Linked DNA regions of Homo sapiens: region 2 is linked to region 1. A link is an interaction called in ENCODE POLR2A ChIA-PET data of the cell type or tissue named here. Cell type or tissue: endothelial cell of umbilical vein. All regions are shown on one strand.

Region 1 (8,000 bases):
AAAATGACATTTGTTAGACCCATCCTTAGATCATTCCACAAAGGAGAAATGACATTATTAACTAGAGGAAAAAAAAATCACAATATGAGAGATGTATTATGTATACTTATTTCTAGACAGAAGTGATAAAAATTTTATTGTTTATTTTATTTACTTGCTTATTTACTTACTGTATTCTATTTCATTCACTTTGAAGACTAAGAATTATGAAAGTACAGTGGCAGCCCTTTTAATTTACTGAGTACACTGTGTCTATTAGAAAAATACTGTCTTGTTTATAGCGTGCATATAATCAGATTCACTTTTCTCAACACAGAAAAACAGACTTCTCAATATCCAGAATATATCTTGCCTTATACTTACCAACTAAAGTAGGAGGATGTGATATAATAAGAAATATATATTTGATCTTTGTTTCTGGTTCCTGGCACAGAGCACCTAAATCTGTTGAAATTTCCAGAGTCATAGGAGATTTCATTTCTCTCTCTCTCTCTCTCTCTCTCCCTCTGTCTCTCAAAATAAAGCAACCTTGCTTGACAGGCCCCTAGATAGCTTCAGGATGGCAGCTGGTTGCCAGAAAGACCAAACCTTAACTAGAAACCTGAAACTTTCAGCCACACACGCAACCTCTGGGGAGGGTAGAAAGGTAGGAGATTGATTAATAAGTGATCATGGCCGCGCGGTGGCTCACGCCTGTAACCCCAGCCCTTTGGGAGGCTGAGGCAGGTGGATTACTTGAGGTCCTGAGTTCAAGATCAGCCCGACCAACCTGGTGAAACCCTGTCTCTGCTAAAAATATAAAACTAGCCTGGCGTGGTGGTGCATGCCTATAATCCCAGCTACTTGGGAGGCTGAGGCAGGAGAACCTTGAACCTGGAAGACAGAGGTTGCAGTGAGCTGAGATAGTGCCACTGCATTCCAGCCTGGGTAGCAAGAGTGAAACTCTGTCTCAAAATAATAATAATAATAATAATAATAATAATAATAATAATAATAATAATTGATCATGCCTACATGATGAAACCTCCATAAAAACCCTTAAATGATGGGTGGGATTCTAAGAGCTTCTTGGTTGTGAACACATGGAGGTCTGGGAGAGTGGTACATTAGGAGAGGGCATGGAAGCTTTGCACCCCTAGCCCTCATACCTTGCCCTATGCATCTCCTCTGTTTGGCTGTTGCTGAGTTGTAACCTTTATAATAAAGCAGTACATATAAGTAAAATGCCTTTCTGAGTTCTGGGAGCTGTTCTAGTAAATTATTGAGACTAAAGTGGGCGTATGGAAACCCCTCATTTATAGCTGGTCACTCAGAAATACGAGTGGTCTAGGACATGCAATTGACATCTGAAATGGGGGCAGTCTTATGGGACTGAGCCCTTTAACTTGTGGGATCTGACATTAACTCTTGCAGGATCTGACACTAGATAGACAGTGTCAGAACTGAATATAATTTACACCCAGTTGGTGTAAGAGAGTTAAAGAAGGGGTGTTCGAAAATGACACATGCATTTGGTGCCAGAGAAGAAAAAAAAAAAAAAACCTCTCAGTTTGTCTCCTAAGACTCAGAATAATTGGTCAGTTAATAAAAAAAAATTACTTGATAGCTACCATGGAAAAAAATTGTGCTAGATTTTGTGGGGATATGAGTAAGTTTAGATAAAAACCTTTAAGAAACAATCAGACAATTCAAATAATTGAAAATATTTTTAACAAGGATGCTAAACTATATGAATTGCCAAATCAATGACAAAGATGATAAACATTACAAAAATTTGAGGCATGTACAGGTCAAAATCATGAAGAAATACAAATTAGAAAAAACGTTTTGCAGGTTACAGCATCAGGGCCATGTCTTTGGCTCTGCTCTCAGTGGAGAATATAGTCTGGAGTGAACTTCACTGTTGCTCTGGCCAGTGACACAGTCTTGAGTTTCTCTTCCCTGTCAGGTTATGCACATTGAAGCTTTCTCAATTTCCTTCCTCTCCTTAGATACAGGTGATCTTCCTTGTCTCACACATACCCCCTACACACACATGCACATACACGCTAACACACATACACACACATATCCAAATCTTGAGAGGCACAGCACTATGCTGAAAGTTTTAGCAAGAAAACCCAAATCATATGGGGTAGGAAAAAAGAAAACAGAAGCGGTGGGTGCAGTCAGTTGCTAACTTATTAACCTCCTAAGTCCAATTACTTCATTGCCTTTGGGCTAAGGTAGAAGGCATGTGTAGCTGGAGGTAACTTCTTCCAAGAACTGGAAATTTTTCAATGTTGGCATTTCATAAGAACTTGAAGGGTCTAGTGTATGTTACCTCTTTATATTTCCCATTAAAAATATGCCCAGGCTCACATTTGTAATCCCAGCAGTTTGGGAGGCCGAGGCAGGTGGATCACCTAAAATCAGGAGTTTGAGAGAATTTCAGCTAACAAACTCCCTGGTGAAACCTGGTGAAACCCTGTCTCTACTGAAAATACAACAATTAGCTGAGTGTGGTGGCAGGCACCTGTATTCCCAGCTACTTGGGAGGTTGAGGCAGGAGAATCACTTGAACCACGGGGGTGAAGACTGCAGTGAGCCAAGATCGTCCACTGCACTCCAGCCTGGGTGACAGAGTGAGACTCCATCTCAAAAAAAAAAAAAAAAATGGACCCAGGGTTTTTTAATCAGATGTAGAAGGCTGGCCACCAAATACTTGCATTGCAATTGGCTGGAGCTAGAGATAAACTCTTAATGGTGTTAAGCCCTAAGATAGGGGGTTTTGTTTTTTAATAGCAGTTAGTGTTACTAAACTAAGCAATAAATACATTGATAATAGAAGCTAGGCATTGTCATCATAAAAAACCTTTAGTTTTTTTACTTTAGTGTAGCGTTAGCCAGTGGCAAGAAAACAGACACAGTAGTCTGGCAGCAAAATATTTGGTAAAACTGCCATGTGAAATAACTTGGAAGGAAGATCCTGCCCACTGAGCTTGTGGCTCTAGGGGAAGTGGTTGGAAAGATGCAGCAGAATAGTGAGTTAGCTTCTAATTGTGGCCTTTAGCGAAGTATTACAAGAAAGAGGTGAGTTCAGGAGAGAATTGGCTGATTTTCAAACAGACATTGAAAGAGAAGAAACAAATAAGCAAAGGGCTTTATAGGTTTAGGATAATAAGAATACATCTGAAACCTAGATTGGAAGAACTGTGGGTATAATTACTAGTGCAATGAAAAGTCTAGAAACAGCACATTTAAAATCTGCTAATATGTTAGAGAATTGTATTGTCAAAGAATTTGAAGGCTGGACTAAAATATGATTTAGGTGTTTGAATTATAAAACAACATTGGGTGTCAATCACATTATCAGGAAGAGGGTTGCAAAAATTGTGCAGATTCTAAGGAACACTGCATGTTACTGTGGCCAAGTAGGACAATGAACTGTGAAAATTTTTCCAGAGGTGTGAGCCAGGGGCCTTGCAAAACAATGCACAGGAAACGTTGCCAAAGAAGACCTAATCCAGGCACTTTTCCAACTTCCCAGGGAAAGGGTCCTGCACAAATTCCATTAGCAGAATTGTATATAAGCTAGGAAGTGTATCTTCTACGTTTGCCTTTTCTTACCAGGAGATAGGACCTAGGGAAAGGCAAACAGAAACTGAAAGCAGTCCCAGTTTCTGAATCAGTACACAAAAGGCCTCTTGCTGAATGTCTGCACAGGACATTGGATAAGACAGAAATACACTGTATTGGTTTAGCCATTGAGATTTGGTGGTTTGTTTGTTCCAGCAGTAAGTATTACCTTAAACATTTTTTAAAAAGATAAAATTGAGTCAAAAAGAAAATAAATGCATGTAGACAACAATATGGAGTTAGAATATGTAAGATAGGTTTATGAGATAGTGAGTTCTCCACTTATTAAATAAGTATTAAGATATTGAAGTTCTTAGTTTAAATGCAAATGTGATGAAGTCAGGATATATTATTACTCATAGTTATTTTCAGTTGAATTAACATATCAGCTGTGCTTTTGTTACCCAGAAACTCCTTATGGTAGATTTTGCAAAGAAAAAAAAAGCTGCACTTATCTTCTTGCTTTTGTCCACGTAGCCATCGATGTGATTCTGCAACTCTCACCATCAAGAAGTATAGTCTATTTCCCCAGGCTTTCAAGCTTTTGTATATTGCTTTGATACACGGAGTCAGAAAAAGTGAAATTGTACTCGTCTAAGCTGAGGCCTAATAGTCCTGGCATACCTCTGGTCTTGATTTTGGAATCCTGCAATATTGATTCAGTGGGACCTCGGTAATGCTCTGGATTAATGATCTCTTTAAAAAAAAATGGGAGTATGTGTTTTGTTTTCCTGTCCCTGTGTCACAATTGTATATTGACTGTGATGGGTGAAGGGGGGATGGAAAATTTGTCTTTTTTGTTCATAAGTATAGAAACTAATAAAAGTTGCACAATAAAAACTGCCTCTGGACCTAATGGAGATCATAAGGCCCTGAACTTCATGTGTGATATCATTATGAAATGAGGCTTTTATGGTGTGTTGGGAGAGGGTATGTTTTTCTTTAATGTGGGAAGGATATGAATAATTGTGACGAAAGGGCACAGTGTTGTAAACAGATTATAAAAATGGCTACAATTATTTCTCTCCTTTTATCAACACTGCTTTGCAATGAAACTTTGAAGCTTTTCCAATCAAGAGGCATAATCTATTTTTTCACCTTTTGAATCTGAACTAATCCTGTGAGGTGTTTTGACCAAGAGAATTCAGGGGCAGTAACAGTAAGCCAGTTTGAAGGCTAGGCCAGAAGGGGCTATGGACATGTCTGCTCTCCTTCTGTAAACCCTTATGTCCTGATGTAGACAAGCCCAGAGTGGCCTGCTGGGTGATGAAAGACAAGGAACCTATTCACATGATTCCAGTTGACTGCCAGCCAACAGCCAGGCATGAGAGTGAGGCCACCTAGACCAGTCAGCCCCCAGCAACCCAGCAATGAATCACATATACTAGAGTGAGTTTAGTTAAGATCAGCCAAGCCTGGCCAAGTCAACAGGCACACCCAACTTCCCATAGACTCCTGAGAAATAAGTATCTGTTCTTTTAAACCACTATATTTTGGTGTGGTTTGTTACCCAAGAATGGATAACTTATAATACATCCAGGAAAATTTTTAAAAAGATGCAAATTTTTAGCTATGCTGGTACAAAGCCTGAGAAAGGATAGAAAAAAATGCAGAATAAGGTGATGACAAGAAGGCCAGCACTGTTAGTGCAGTTAGTTTGAGGACATTGAGAAGTTAAGTGACAGTGAAAGAAAATCCACTGCACAGGTGAAAGGGGGGCAGAAAAGGGAGAAAGCATATTTGAGCAGAGGAAAATAGAAGAATATCAAAGGTCTGCTCTGATGCCTTATTTTCTGCTTTGCTAAGACCAGGTTTCATTTCTTGTGAATGATTTTTGGAGAGCCCAAGTAAAGGCTCAGAGCTAAAAACTATATTAATAGATTCACAAGAAAGCAACCAACAAAAACCCACTGAGGATTATGCACATGTAATAAAGTGGTAGGTAGGGTTAAGCACACAAAGACAACATAAAAACTCAAGCCACAAAAGAACTTTCTATCTAGTGAGAAAGCAAGAAAGATATACATTACGTTTTAAAAGATAGCATTGTGTTATGATGTGATGTGTTGCTAGCTCTGAGCTACACAGAAGGAAATTGAAAGGAACACTAGAGAGTATTTGTCCAGGCACTATTACTATTTAGATGTACTCTGCAATATCTATGCTGACTTAGGGACATATCAAATGAAAAACCTACCCTGCCTACTGTCTAGGACATGATTTTTAATAATTATACTCATAACTAAGCTTCACTATAATGAAAAGATAAAAAGCAAAAACAACAAAGAGAAAGGATGGATGAGAAACTCTCTTAGTTTTTCTCTTATTTCACTAGTTCCTCCTTCTCAATCTCTTTTCCTTTCCCTGATCCCTTGTTTTGTAGTGCCTCAGGACCCAGTCCTTAATCCTCTTCTATTCTCAAACCACATTGATTTCTTTGATGATAACATTCTGGCTTGCAGTTTTAAAGCCTCATAGGTGCTAATTCCAAAGTTTGCCATTCCCATTCATATATCACTCCCAATGTGCATCACTAAATGGTAATTCTTCATCTCTACTTGGAAGTCTCACAGACAGATCAGACTCAACAGGTCTGAAATGAACTCTTGAACTTCTCCTAAAGCCTGATTCATCTATAAGTCTTTTTTTTTACAACTATTCATGATATATTTCAATAGTTTCATAGCACAAGTTTCTCAAAAGAGTTATTCTAGACTGCGCTATCTTGTCAGAAGGGAAGACTCTTAGAAATATTCCAATTCAATAGTTACAAGGCCGAAGAATATGACAATTTTTTCTGAGTAAGCATTGGACATGAGTGCAATGAAGCACAGCACTGAAATATTATGATACAACAGACATAAAAAGAATCAATTAAACTAGGGTGGGGAGTATTGCACATAGAAGAGGGACTTTTCAAAAGCAACACTGGAAACCAGCAGAGAGTAGAGGAAAGGCTTCAAAGACCTGTGTGAAAATTATCCTAAGCTATTTTAGATCATCAATAGCCAAGGACATTTGAGACATGTAAGTACTCCCTACGTATGTCCCTTGCACTCTCTTAGAAAACTGTTAGAGGATAAACACTAATAAAAAATAGATTAAAACGAAGAAAGAAGGTGTAAGATACAGTAAATAGATACTCCCAAATGAATAAATAGCAAACAGAATTCCAGAATAACAATCAAGTCAGAAGCCTAAAGAGAAACAACCCTTAAATGTAGCAGGTATGACAAAGATAGTCTATACAACAGGTAAATGATGAAGATGATGATGATGATAGATAGATAGATAGATACCTAGATAGATACGTAGATACATAGATAGATGATTGATAGCTAGAAAGAGATTCATGCATACATATAGGAACAAAAAGAGGAAGGAAGGAGGAAAGGAAGAAAGACAAATGGCAATTTATGTGATGTGTTTCTGCACCTGGAAAAAATTATTGATAGGTACATAATAGCTTTATAGAAAAATATGAATAAAGAGAAAATGATAAAAATGTAAAAGTCAATTAACCTAATAACTCCAACAGCAAAAAGTTACTCTAAAAAATGATAAAATACTTGGCCAATCAACATACAATATTTGCACAATTTTAATTAAACCTTGTCTATTTTTGTCATGATTTTTTGAATTTGGGTAATTTATTTTATAAATTTTGTAGAGTAACTAAATAACTACCCACATTGGGAGAACGGATAAGGGCAAGTAAGAGTTCTTTGAAGAGTGATAAGGCGTCCTCTCCAGTAAGAATAGCCAATAGATATAGTATCTGAAATGTATGAATCAAGACATATCAGCATACATTATTGTGTAAGGAATAGGAAAATAATAATAGGGAAAATGATTACAAGAAATACAGTGTGGGTTTGGGAGGAGTAGATATTAAAGTGGTGTTTCTTCTATTTCTTTATATACTTACATGCTATTTTTTTAAAACTTTGTTTAAAACTTTAAAATATCTTTAAAACATAATGTGTTATTATTGAATTATCTCTGACATATGGCTAAATTAAAATGCAAAAGAAGAAAGTATATAAATAATATTTTTACATTTTAGTAAATACACACACTACACACACATTTAGGTATACATTGAACATCTCTCAAAACATAAGCAAGAAAAGGTGAAAGAGAATATTTTGGGGACATATTCTTGGCAAACAAGGTGAGTAGAATTATATTAATATTTCATTATACACACTTTTTAATGTTTAAATTACTTTCCATAAAATAAATTTTCAATTAACATACCCTTCTATTAAAAATACCAGTGATAATGTTTGGCTTTGTGTCCCCACCCAAATCTCATGTTGAAATGTAATTCCTAATGTTGGAGGTAAAACCTGGTGGGTGGTGACTGGATTATGCGGGAG
Region 2 (8,000 bases), 960 kb after region 1:
TAACTTGGGCTCCATGTTGAAAGATCAGATGAGACTTGGCTAGCCAGACAGCGAGACTAAGATCATGGTATTTCTGAAGAAATATTTTTTCATAATAGGATGCATCAGTGATATAAACACGGTTGCTTGCAAGTATAGGACAGTGAATACTGGATGAGAAGATGATTCATGCTCAGGTGAAAATAACATTTTGCTTAAAATATTGAAATTCTTATGAAGTATGAGAATATTTTCTCATAGTTCAAATGAAGGTGACAGCCTTTCCCCATCCAAGAGGAAGATGACAAATTCATGCTGAACACAACAAAGTCTGACAAACTCTTATCTAAGGCTGTAACACATTTTAGGCAGAGAAAAAATATTTTAAAAATAATAACTTGATGAAACTCATAGATATTATAATAGTACTATGCAAGCCAGAAAAGTTTTCTTTTATTTATTTATTTATTTATTTATTTGAGACGAAGTTACATTCTTGTGGTCCAGGCTGGAGTGCAGTGGCGCAATCTTGGCTCACTGCAACCTCCACCTCCCAGGTTCAAGTGATTCTCCTGCATCAGCTTCCTGAGTAGCTGGGATTACAGGCAACCGCCACCACGCCCAGCTAATTTTTGTATTTTTGGTAGATTCAGGGTTTCACCATGTTGGCCAGGCTGGTCTCGAACTCCCGACCTCAGGTGATCCGCCCTCCCTGGCCTCCCAAGGTGCTGGGATTACAAGCGTGAGCCACCATGCCTGGCCAAAAGTATCTTTCTTAATAAAGATTTTGGGGTACAGTGTTTCTTCTCCTTCTCACCAAATTAATCTACAATGATTAAAATTTGAGTTGTGGTCATAGATGAAATAACAGATACAACCACCCAACATCTACCTGTTTAATAAACATAGTTCTGGAAAAAAACCCTCTTCAGTTGTTGTTTTTCACAAAGATAGCATCTAATATTGCCTGCTTCCACACTCAATCACTGGCACATGTTTGTTTCATCAAAAATCTCATTCATGAGAGGCACCCAAAGACAGAGCATTGTGCAAAATGTTGTCTTGATGCCAAAACTGTCAGAACTGTCCTGGATTCTATTATCTCTACTAAAACTAGGATACATTTTAGCATTTTATTTGTGATTCCAAGATTCTCTAACTCACCAGAGCACTTCCTGCTTTGAGCATCTCTGCCTGCCCTGTTGTTCATAGCAATAGAACTGTATGAAAACCTCCTCGCCAAATTAGTAGTTACCCATTAACCAATAAGTTAGTTGATAGAAGAGTTGACTACATAAGAAGTTAAAAAAGTGGGAACCCCTACTACCTGATTAAATGAGCAAGAAAAAGTTTTTGACATTTCCTTTTTTGTCATACTGTTACTTGATAACTGACCCCAAACTATCGTCTGCTCTGCTGTTACAAACATGAGGACCAAAGGACAAGTCATTACACACAAACACACACAAGCCCACCTTTCTCCTTCTGCTCTAACAAGGAAGTCTACATTAACGGTATCACTTCCCTTTTAGTTTAGTGTATTTACTTCTGTGAAAGTAATAATACCATTATAAGGTTAGGAAATCGTCCTTAAAATGTAATCAGTCACTGGCAGCTCAGTGTGAGTGAGTTTATTACCATTCAACAGAAACAATTACCTTGGCTGAAAATGCACAAATACCTGGAGATACTTGGAAATCTGCAGAGTGAAAGCAAATACCCAAAAGTCGACGAAGGGCCTGATGGTGAGTTAAATGCAAAGATGTGTTTTGTTTTGGAGTAGGGAGAACTAGATTTTTATTCTGACTTTAAATGGCAAAGCCCAGTGAGTTAGACTCACTAATTTTGTTGAGTGTCAATTTATTTATGTGCCATATAAAATAATTGAACTAAATACCTCTAATTTATATTCTAAAGTTATATTTATATGATTATAATCACAAATTCACCAGTGATCTGTCCTTCTGTAGTGGACGATTGCTAATTGATAAAACACAATAGATTAATGACTAGTCTCATCAAATTGTTTTGCTTTGTTTTATCTTGAGACGGCGTCTCGCTCTGTCACCAGGCTGGAGTGTAGTGGCGCAATCTCGGCTCACTGCAACCTCCACCTCCTGGGTTCCAGAGATTCTCCTGCCTCAGCCTCCCGAGTAGCTGGGACTACAGGCATGCACAACCACGCCCAGCTAATTTTTGTATTTTTAGTGGAGACACGGTGTCTCCACATTGGTCAGGCTTGTCTCAAACTCCTGACCTCGTGATCCGCCCACCTCAGCCTCCCAAAGTGCTGGGATTACAGGCATGAGCTACCACGCCTGGCCATCAAATAGTTTTTTAAAATCCTATAGAATTAGTGAAATAAAATAGCCCTGAATTATTAATCTTGATCTTTCCTATTTTCACTAGAGCCCTGTTTTAGGTAGAATTCTCAAATGATTCCCAAATTCCTGCTCCTTTATGTGCACACCTTGTAGAATTCCTTCTTCTTGAGTATAGGAAGGACATGTGAATATGATGAGATCCCTGTTCCCTTGATTAGATTATGTTATAGGAGACTGTATTGGCCTGTTTCACAGGGAGAAGTCAATGAGACACAGTCCTATTGGGCTGAAAGAAAGCAAGCATCCATGTTGTGAGATGCCTATGGGGTTCATGTGACAAGGAACTGTGGATGAACTCTAGCAGCTGAGAGCAGTCCCTGGCTATTTGATAGCTAACAAAGAAACGGGGACCTCAGTCATACAACTGCAAGGAAATGAATTCTGCCAACAACCAGTGAGTTGGGAAGAGACCCTAGAGCCTCCGATGAAATTCACAGCCCTAGCTGACACCTTTATTATCATTTGGTGAAACCCCAGGAGAAGATCCAGCTAACCCAGACTAAGACTTCTGACCCACACAAACTGTGAAATAAGAAATCTGGTTATTTTAGGCTGCTAAGTTTGTAGTAATTTTTCATGCAGCAAAGAAAGCTAATACCACCCCCTTCTAGCACCACTCATTTTGGAAGACTTTGTTCATATAAGCAAATGCAAATATCTGAATTGAGTGGACATTTGAAAAATATTCGCCCACAAATTTGACAAAGAATTAAAGGGACTCTGTAGGCAAAGCTGACCATGTGAAGGTAGGTTTTCCTTGGGTGATTATGGTCTCATTTAAGACTTGGGCATTCAGACCAATACTCACCTTTATGTCTGTCTAGTCCCTTGTGTGTGGCTGCTTTGGTAATAGTATAAGTACATGTTGTATGTTTGTATTTATTTGGTAACGAATCACATCAGATATTTTAGGGGTAGGTGTTGAATCTCTTATATTGGGTATAACTATGCAAGCCTGTCATTGGGGAAATTTTCTCCTGACCTCAGCTGGTGATCAGCTTATGCCCCGAAGCATGAGAATTGATAGGCCTTATAATTTTACCCAACCTAATGTAACAGCAGCTGCTGTCCTTGGTGCTTGCTATCTGATTAAATTCCCAAATTAGGAATTGCCTTTTGTAACCTGAATTCTGTCATGGTGGTAAAATCTGACAATAACTGCTCTCATTTTTACCTCGCCCACCATAGAGTGTTTCTTCAATAACACATCAACCATCTCAGACCATCACATATTACTCTTGCACTTTATTAGAATTTGGAAATTTTGTAATCCTACTCAAAATGAGATTGCATGCTTTCTAATGTAAGAAAGGAGACAGAGAGGCCAATTCAGCTCTAAAACTGCAATTGTTTGCCTTCCTCCAGGGACACATCTCACAGATTGCCATGAAAATAAATTGGAAAGTTTACAATTCCAAATCATTGCCTACCATGTATTACTTCACAGACAAAAACAAACACTACCACCACCATCACCACCACCAAGAATACAAGAAAATATATCCGTGAACTTTCATCTCTTCAAGAGGAAAAATGCATTACAATTAGATTAGACTATAACCATTCAGCAAGTGTGTTGGTTTTCTGCTTCTCTTAAAATGATTTATTATTTATTACTATATTTTTCAAGATTATCTTCTTTATCCCTTTAGGAAAGGAGCAGTTTGCCTCTCTCTGTGATTACCAAACCAGAGTGAAAGCCTTCAACTACGGACCACTGCAATTTCCACCATAACAGGCAACCCAGCAATTAGAACTGTTTGTTACAGTGACAGCAGAGAGAACCATTTTCAAGCAACAAGGCACAGGAGCAGGAGCTGGAGGAAGAGAGAGCCTGTTCATTTGAAGGGGACTAACGCCACACAGCAGCTAATCCTGGAATGGCAGGCAGTTTTGGGAACTGCCTATCCTGCAAAGGCTGAGATATTCACAGACATTCTTGAACTTTTGGAAATGGTCTAATTCTGCTTTTTTCTGACCAGGAATACAATTGGGTCATAAAATTTGGCGTTTGGGAAGAGACAAAGGTTTATCTTTAGTCCAGTGCATAATTTAATTTCTTACTTCAATATTAAAAATGAAAACATAAAGGTAGGCACTTTCTTTTCAAATTCTGGATTTTAGTGAGTATTTCGGTGCTCAGAAAACATCTCACAATTGAAACTTTGCAAACAGAGTCATGTTTGTTTACAACAAAAGTACTTGAAATAAAACTACAGCATGTTATTCTGTTGCCACTTTGTCATTTATTCTCATTTTCATATGTTTTAAATTATGTTACAAATTTATTGATAGCTTGGGAGAAAATGCCAATTTTGATATCTTTTTTCTTTCTTTTTCTTGTTATTATTTTTCTTTTCTTCCCCTGCTCCTTTCTTTCTTTTTAATACACTCTTCTTTTGTTACCATTGCATTTAGTCCTTGATATAAGCAATGACAAACTACCTATCTCCAGTACATGTCAGGTTATCTTTGGATTTTATTTCTCCCTGTCTCAAATGAAGCAATAATACTACTCACTTACCACAAAGAAACCATCTGAGAATTAATAAAATATTGTGGACTGTTTGATCTTCTCCGAGCGAGGTACTTTTTCCTCCTTTGTTCAAGAGCTATTATTATTGAGAGATTGAATGAATAAATAGCCACATGCAGATAATTTTTAGACAGTGAATAAGCATCTTCCTAGATATTTTTGTGGCAGATATTTGAATATATAACCTTCTCTATTCTTTAATGAAAAGTCAGGCTATGAAGCAAAAGTCTATGAATATGCATCTTTTCTAAGAGAAAGCATACACCAGACTGGATGGTTTACACGGAAGGTTGAAGGAATGTTTTAGTCACTGTTTTCCAATCTGCTTTTTCAGAAGCAGGTATTGCTAATGTAGAAAAAAATGTTGGTAGTCTTTCTCTTTTGTTTGGTTTAAAAAGGATGAGGCTTTGTTTTCTTCCTGTTATTCATTTTGCAACTGCACAACTACTGCTCCGGCACCGCAGCAGCTTTTGCCAGAGTCAGAGGTGAGGTCATGCTTGACTGAAGAAATCTAAGATCAATTTGTTGTCTCATATTTCAACATTAAATGCAGCTTGAAATATAATTGTTAGTCCATGCACTCTGTGCTTTAAGGAAGTGTTCCAGCATCTCAGAACAGGGAGTGTGGTTATCAGTGATAAACCACAACGTGTACCCTAAACCACGGCTAACCAGAATTTTCAGGCTGAGAGAGACAGAAAGAGGGGCAGAAGGGAGACTGGAGAGGGAAAAGACAAAAAAAGACAGAGCTTTGGGGAGTCAAAAGAAGTGAATGGCTTGAAAAGCAATTGGAACAATTTGGAAATTTGCAAATAAAATTGCAATTAAAATATTTCATTTATAAATTATTTTGTTTTATTCTTGTCCCTACTTAAAAGGCCCCTCCTCTCCTGGTACAGCTTCACAGATCTTGCGTGGAGGGGAGACCTATGATACCACTCAGGGCAAGGGATTTCTGGTTTCCCCTTTTAGGAATATTTGCATGCTGACAAACAGCTGCTGGGGAGGACAGACTGTGTTTTTTCGGGGGACTAGGGAGGGAGCAGGTAGATTGATGGTCCTGAACTGGGTAGCTAAAGATTTTTCAGATGCCCTTTGAAGCAAGGCTTTTAAATATCCCCGCATTGAATTTAGTAAAAAAGAAAAAGGTGTAATCATCAAATCCTGGTTTGTGGCTCCACAATGAGAGTTAACACTGAGTCACGAGCTTATGGTAATGATTTCAGGTCAGATACATCATGTGTGAGTCTTCTATAAAGGGGTGGTTCCTTAGATGAAATAAAAATGCATCCACTTAATTGAATATAGAACTGTCTAGGACTTACTTGATGATGCAATCTTCCAGAAGTCCTGAAAAAGCCATCCTGGAGGTGTCCTTTCCATCATTCTGGGTAGAGAGACAAGGACATGTGTGTCCTGTCTGGCCAAGAGAGTAAGACACAATGTTTTGACTTATTTGTTAATGAAAGTATTTCCTTAGCCGAGATGCAGCTTGGGATCCTGGAGAGGGCAGGATTCCATCACCAGACAGGTGAAAATGTGTGTTCCCATCCCATCATTTACTACCTGTGTGACCATAGAAAATTTACTCAGGCTCCAAGACCAGTTTTCTCATTAGTACAAAGGACACAATTGTATTTGCACTGAATGACTTGAAAGATGATGAACATAACAGTTACCCTTTCATAGGTACCTATTTGTGTCAAACTTAGCAAAGAGCTTATATATATATCATTGTGTTTAATCTTCGCAATCTGGAATAATGAGTATTATCCCCATTTTGAGAGTGAGAACTGAAAAGTGCTAGAGTAATGTTCTCAAGGGCACACAGCTATTAAGTGAGAGAAAGATATTCAAACTCAGGTTTGCTTGCCTCTAAAGCCTTTGTTCTCCTGTCTATTGAAACAAATCTCAGTCTTTCTGTAACATTTACTTTGCTGACTCTGCACATCTTTGGTGACATCCTGTTCTGTGTCTTTGGGCCAGCGGAGCCAGGCAAGAGAGACTGCTCAAACGAGTATCTGCACCAGTCCTGTGTCCTGGATTCTAGAACAACATTGACATTTTTTTTTTCATTTTTAAATCCCTTAAATTATTTGAAGATGATATCCATGGTCCCTCAAGACTTCTGTTTTCCAAATTAAATGCCTGCAATCCCTCAAGCATTTTTCTGAGGATCTGGCTTCCAGAATGCTCCAAATCCTAGTTATTTTTGAGTTAATTATTTTCTTCCCTTATCCACATGAAATATAACAATTTTACTATGAAGAAGAAAAAGTACAATCCAGCCTCTTGGAAGAATACTTAATCAATTCTGTTTTCATAAAAATCCATTTTTGGTTTATTTTATTCTTTCATTTTTCTCTTCAAGATTTCTCCAGCAATGATAGGGAATTATAGATGCTTTTCTAGTCAAACTACCTTTGTTATCTCCATGTGGGATTTATCATGACAGCTTGGACTATGGAGTGTGGGCTGCACCTTGGCCAAGAGGTCTCTAGTTCTGGGTAGTATCAGGTTGGTGCAAATGTAATGGCGGTTTTTGCCATTAAAAGTAATTGCAAAAACCACAGTTACATTTGCACCAACCTAATATTAACCCAGTGGCCTGGTCCAGCCACTTAGGTCTTCACTGAGGCACATAGAGGTGGGTGTTGGTCTCTATATCAACCCCAAAGGGAACTTCAGTATTAGTCTGGACTTCAGAAACCTAAATTTCAGAGAAGATACTGTATAAACAAGAAGAGCATTGAAAACAACATGGACTTTTTCCTTTTAATTTTCAAATCCAAGTATGTCATTTATGTCCTGTGACTGTCACCAGAACATAACCTGTGAAAAAAGTAAGGAAAGTATTACTGTTACTTTATTGATGAGGATATTGAGGTTCGGAACATTTAAAGCATTGCCCAAAAATTCAGCCTTGTTTTGATGATGGTAGGTGCTCAGTGGAAGTTTATGAGAGCCTACACCAGTCAATGGGCTGAGTGATACTGACTAAGAGAAAGAGAGATGGCCTTGCCAAGCAACCAGGAACCAAATGAGAATTCTGGAAAGACCTTTGTTTAAATGCACAGCCACTGCCTATTTCTAACACAGGA

What was found. Peaks named below come from ENCODE experiments on the same cell type or tissue, not always from the same donor. Only the 100,000 strongest peaks of a DNase experiment are listed, where the experiment ranks them.
Region 2: POLR2A ChIA-PET joins it to region 1 with 5 read pairs; 1 of 35 experiments calls an interaction of 5 or more read pairs at or near these places.

What each region holds. Positions count from the first base shown.
Region 1 is chr18:39,450,546-39,458,545 of GRCh38, forward strand. The region is part of intron 3 of MIR924HG (MIR924 host gene); the gene reads right to left. Among named protein-coding and RNA genes, the nearest start is that of MIR924, 170 kb to the right of the region's middle. In endothelial cell of umbilical vein, no CTCF peak of the experiment used is centred here; DNase peaks (open chromatin) are centred at 3,516, 4,576 and 4,916; H3K27ac peaks cover 3,249 bases.
Region 2 is chr18:40,409,176-40,417,175 of GRCh38, forward strand. No RefSeq gene overlaps it. Among named protein-coding and RNA genes, the nearest start is that of LINC01477, 350 kb to the left of the region's middle. In endothelial cell of umbilical vein, a CTCF peak has its summit at 4,244; a DNase peak (open chromatin) is centred at 4,206.